Linked DNA regions of Homo sapiens: region 2 is linked to region 1. The links are chromatin loops, found by intact Hi-C in ENCODE. Cell type or tissue: Caco-2. All regions are shown on one strand. Links, peaks and the distances in the headings refer to the core of each region. The heading gives the core; the rest is flanking DNA.

Evidence for each region. Peaks named below come from ENCODE experiments on the same cell type or tissue, not always from the same donor. Only the 100,000 strongest peaks of a DNase experiment are listed, where the experiment ranks them.
Region 2: a loop joins it to region 1, with 1.9 times the contacts of the local background. A loop is called at or near these places in 1 of 110 quality-filtered maps.

What each region holds. Positions count from the first base shown.
Region 1 is chr11:86,123,170-86,126,097 of GRCh38, reverse strand. No RefSeq gene overlaps it. Among named protein-coding and RNA genes, the nearest start is that of PICALM, 56 kb to the right of the region's middle. In Caco-2, for the core only: no CTCF peak of the experiment used is centred there; a DNase peak (open chromatin) is centred at 1,617; H3K4me3 peaks cover 309 bases.
Region 2 is chr11:85,786,628-85,789,555 of GRCh38, reverse strand. The region is part of intron 1 of SYTL2 (synaptotagmin like 2); the gene reads left to right. Among named protein-coding and RNA genes, the nearest start is that of SYTL2, 23 kb to the left of the region's middle. In Caco-2, for the core only: no CTCF peak of the experiment used is centred there; a DNase peak (open chromatin) is centred at 1,515.

The DNA.
Region 1 (2,928 bases), core at 168-2,667:
TCCTCCGGACAGTGTTTGGTTTAGGGATAGATGAAGTTTTATGGAAATACCTCTCTACCTAGAGAGAAAGCCTGTGTTACCTTAGAAATTAATACATAATGCCATAATGGAGTGTAACTAGAAGGGTATGAGCAATATTTTCCAAAATGTTTTCCTTAAAACCCTAGTCCTGTGACATGCTACATGATGAAAGGTTTCAAAGTCAAAAAAGTTAGGGAAATGCTGCCTTCTGTTTCCACCTCTTATAGAGTCATAATGCCCACGAACATGTTAAAAGTGGTCCTCTGTTGGTTCCTGTCTGTACCAGATTTCTAAATTTGGGCCTTGGCTCCTTTCTGCTGTCTCCCTAGGTGGTCTCATCCAGTTCTGTGACTTTGTTTCTTTGGGCTTATTTGAGAGTGTCTCACTGTGTCACCCAGGCTGGAATGTAGTGGCGCAATTTCAGCTCACTGCAACCTCCGCCCCCTGGGTTCAAGTAATTCCCATGCCTCAGCCTCCTGAGTAGCTGGGATTACAGGTGTGCACCACCGCACCTGGCTGATTTTTGTATTTTTAGTAGAGATGGGGTTTTGCCATGTTGGCCAGGCTGGTCTCGAACTCCAGTCCTCTAGCAATCCACCCACCTTGACTTCCCAAAGTGCTGGGATTACAGGCATGCACCATCACGCCCGACCCCAGTTCCATGACTTTAAATGCCATCTGTATGCTGATGATTTCTCAACATATATCTCAAACCTTTCCCCTAAACTCCAGACTCATATATATATTATTATTATAAATTATCATATATATTACTTATTTTCTTATGTTTTATATATATATAAAATTTATCTACTTGATAGCACCTCTTACACATGTATTATGCCACTACTTTCAATGACAAAAACCACCATACTTTAGCACCAACCTAAATAGGTATCTTGAACTTATCATGGATAAGGCTTCATTTCCTTCACCCCTTTAAGCCTCTGCTTCCTAGTCTCTCTTGGCTCAGTCAATACCACCAACATATATGTAAGTGCTCAAGCCCCAAAGCTGAAAGTCATTAGTGTCTTCTCTCTGATCTCTATTTCTCACATTAACTCATCAGGAAGTCTTGTTGTCACTACGCCTCAAACATGTGCTGAAGCCATTCACTTCTCTCTATCTGCACTGACACTCCTGCCATCTCTCAAAGGAACTATTGCAAGAGCCTAACTGGTTTCCACTTGTAATCTTAGCCTCTAAATTTCATTCTCCACACAACATGCAAGGAATTTTTCTTTTTCAAATGGTAAGTCAAATCATGCCAAGGCTTAAAACCTTCCAAATTGCTTTCCATTGCACCAACAACATCTTACTTCTCTAAGATCATACCTCATCACTTCTACTCCCCACCTTAATTATTCAGCTCCAACCACAGAAGCTCCTTTCTCTTCTTCCAACAGGCCAAGCTTTTTCCTGCCAGGTCTTTAGACTCACTGTTTCCTCTGCCTCCTGGGCTTCCCCACTTCCAGTTATACCCTTATAACCTTACCCCTTAAGGTCTTCAAAGTCCATACCACGATTTGAAATGCTCTTGTTTGTTTGTTCATATTTTCTGGTGAACCCCACCTACAAGGCAAATTCCATGAGGGCAGGGCAAGGATTTTATCTGTCCTGTTCGCTCTTCACCAGGGAATCCTCAGTACCTACAGTAGTGCCTAGCACAATATAGGTGCTCAGTAAATATTTGTTAACTGCATGGAATGGTTTGAGAAATTATGCAATGGAGAAAACTATGAAACTTTGTTTAACCCAGAATTCCTCAGATTTTTTTTGATTATAGAATACTACCTGCCTTTGTAAAGAATATTTGTTATCCCAAGGATCATTTCCTAGATTACACTTTGGTTTATGCTGGTTTAACTTCAGTATTGAGAAGGGCTAATATTTGAAACCCAGTAAATCTTAAACATCAAAACTTGAAAATCTCTTGTAAGCTAGCAATTTGGCAGCTCTTTGTGAGTCCAGGATATTTTTAATTAAGAGAATAAAAAGTAAGTTTAGTTTTAAAAGTAAGTTCTTGGGTGTTTTTTCTTGGAGATGTGGGTTCAAAAAACAGAGATAGTGGCTCAAGATCACAGGGCTCAGGGAAGGGTGAGGTGTTGGTGGAAGGGGAGAAGGAGTCCAGACAGGATACAGCAAAATTAAGGGATGTGGTTGACTAAGGGTAAATGAGATTGAGGCCCAGTAAAGCGTTCCTACTTCAAATGGAATTTTTAGAAACAGAAACCTGCAGTTGGAAACTTGGCTATTTTTATACTGTGTATGTTTTCTGTAATTATTTCTTTTCTGTTTTCCCTCATGTTTAGTAAAGCTGTTCTTGAAAATACCAGCCTGTCTCAGTTATGCCAAGGGAAAACATTTTTGTACACATTAAAATTTTTAAAGGAGAATCATACCGCTTTGGGGGAGGGGTGAATAGGTGATGTGGTGACATAAGAGAATCTGGAAAGCAGAAACCCAAAGTAGGGATGAGAGTGAGGCTGCAGAGTCAGGGAGAGTGGTTTACCCTCTTCTAACCTGGAGATATTTTTCAAGACTAATTTGGTTAATCTGTGAAAACTTTGGAAGGTTTTGTATTGAGCCTTAAGTAGACAAGGCTAATTCTTTACAAAGTCACATGTATACATTATTGAGCTATAAAAAACCGTTGGTAAAGGAATTGTCTGGTTGGCTTCTGTGCCTGGGCTGTCTGCATGTTGGAAACTAGATCTAGATTTTTAAAAGTATCAACATGGATAAGCATAGAAATGCTGTGCTCTAAGGGATGTAGTTAGAAATTTGGGTAATTACCTAACTGGCAGTTAGTAAAGGAATTACCAGACAATTGGTGAAGGAAATGAAAAGCCCTAAATGAAATTAGATAGGGAAAATTTGAGAAAGTCCACAAAGGTTTGAAATGTT
Region 2 (2,928 bases), core at 170-2,669, 340 kb after region 1:
GGCTTTCAAAATGTATAATTTGGCCAGGGGCGGTGGAAGATACATGTAATCCCAACACTTTGGGAGGCCAAGGTGAGAGGCTTGCTTGAGCCCAGGAGTTCAAAACCAGCCTGTGCAAGATAGGGAGACTTTGTCTCTACAAAAAAAAAAAAAATTATATATATATATATATATATACATATATATATATATATATATATATATATATATATATACACACACACACACACATACACACACACATCATATAAATAAATAAATATATATATATATACACACACACACACATACATCAGCCAGGTATGGTGGTGTGTGCCTGTAGTCCCAGCTACTCAGGAGGCTGAGATGGGAGGATTGCTTGAGCCCAGGAGGTCGAGGCTGCAGTGAGCTAGGATTGTGCCTGGGCAACAGAGTGAGACCCTATCTCAAAATGATAAATAAATATATAAATAAATAAAATGTGTAATTTTTCTGGAAAGAACATTCATCTTTTTGAGGTTTGCAAGATATGCCAAACCTTTGTTGTCTAACAGGGACATATCTTTATATTATCTCTATTTCATATTCTTCTGCTTGTTATAGGGAACATGTGTGGAATGATATTCTATTTTTGAGACCGTTGCTTTGACACATGTGCTGTGTGCCACACAAGATTATTATGATAGAAGTAAAGCAACCAAATGTGAGTATGCAGAATGAGACCATGAGCTCTATAAAGGGAGGGGACATTCTGTGTCTCAGTCATGGATGATTCCTTCTCATTTCCTTTCTTTTTTTTTTATAATTATAGAATAATTTTACTTGTAATGCATATTGTCAAAAATCTCATCCTAGAGGCCTTCTACAGATAATTAAGGTCAGAGCAGCTATTGACAAAGAGGAAGGGAAAAGGAATGTTAGCTATTTTACTATGATGTAATGGATGCCTTAGAAACCTGGATGAACTAAGGGTCTCTGGAACCCAGAAGGTACATTTCCACACTCATTATTAAAGGTGATGTGATTACTTTGGCAAGTTTCCAGACTTTTGCATGGTGTCTTTTTCACAACTTGTGTATATTTCACAGCTTCACAACATATTTATAAGCAATTGGTTCAACTAATAGAAAACATGCTATTTACTTCCCTTATCTTTGGGATCTGACACTAACTCTGCAACTTACTGTTTCTGTACCCCATTTTCTTACCTAAAAGGAGGTTAATAATATGACTCATCTCACAAACTTGTTGCGAAGACTGAATAAGATAAAGCGTGCAAAGTCTTAAGAAGAAGACATGGCATTTAGTAACTAATAAAAAATGTCACCTCTCTCAGTATCATTATTACCTTAGAAAAAGTCCTTCTCATTTTCATCAGAGGCCAGGCACATAGTTAGGGTTCAAAATGCAGTTGACAAACTGACTGAATTAGCATAGTCTTTAAAAACTGGACCCTGGAACCATATCCCCTGTTTGTCCTTCCCTGCCCCATGGGTAAGCAAATATCTCCACTGCCTGGGCTCAGGAGACACCCATGTGTAAAGTATTTCTCAGATAACTACTCATGACCCGGTGACACATCAAGAGCAAATATATTTTCAGACAGCTGCACACTTGGAGGAAAAGTTACCACCCTTGGGTAAGAACAGACTAGGGCATTCCCAGCCCTGAGAAGGAAGCAGTAGATATTTCCTGAGTACAAGTAGCTTTCACAGCAGAGAAAATAAACAGAGGCCCCTTCTCCTTCCTTTCCATACCTCTAGCCCACCATTCTTAGAGGCCAGTAGACTTTTCAGGTGTCTTCCTCCATTATCTAGGCTGCCTTGGGTATGAATATACTAAATACCATAAAAATACAAAAAAAAAAAAAAAAAAGGAAAAGAAAAAAAAACAGAAAAAAGAAATAAACCATTGGGGAGGAGACCAAGCCCAAGACAAGTTGCTTTCTGAAGTGATGTAGTGGGAGAGGACTTGCGGTACAGTCCTAACAGCTACCCACAAATGCCCTTGTCATCTTCCACTTGAACTTGTCTCTTCCCATTTACTCCATCCTCTATCTACATTTACTTTGTCCACACTACTTTGCCACTGGAAATGTAAGCAAAGTTTGATCTTTAGAGGAAGATGCTACATGAATACAACACTGGTTACTTATTTATAAAAAACCATAAAGTTACTAAGAAATGGCTGCTATTTTGAGCTATGAGGTGAGCACTAGTTCCTGGAAGTATCTATGGAAGGGTGAAAACATTTAGTGATCATCTAGTGAGGGTGACATTGAGCAAGGCCTTTTATGAACACCATGTCTCCTTCACATAGCAGCCTTGCAGAAATAAATATTATCCCACATTTTACAAATGGGAAATCGCAGGTTCAGAGAAATAAGCTGGCACAAGAACACACAAGAAATAATTAGGGCAGATCTCTAAACAAAGCTATGTATGCACTTGCTACTACAGCAGGCTCGGATCCTCTCCCCAGGCCTGTGAGGCAGGTGGGCACACCTATTGCTGACCTTTTGAAGTTGAGAAAATTGGAGCAAAAACATTGTGAATTTTCAGCTTATCTGGTTCTACTATGATGAGAAAGTTCATCCATCCATTCATTTGCTTATCCATTTATTAAAAGCACTTTTATTCAGGCTCTACTCTGGGTTGAGCATTGTGCTAGGCACTGAGAGGGTATCAAACAGGTATAAAACATGGGCTCTCATGGTAAGTAAGAATGCTTACTTCATGACCTTTTATCCCAGATATGGAGATAAGAGTCCTGAAATATTTGTTTTTAATATAAGAGCAAAATTTAGGTTGTGTGAAAAACAATTGGTGCATTGGAAGTTTAAAGGAAGTTAGAGATGCCTCTAAACTCCCCATAGAGAGCTCTGTGGAGGTGGTTAAGTTTTATGTGTTGATGCCCCCTCTCTCGACCTGCCATGCACACACATACACA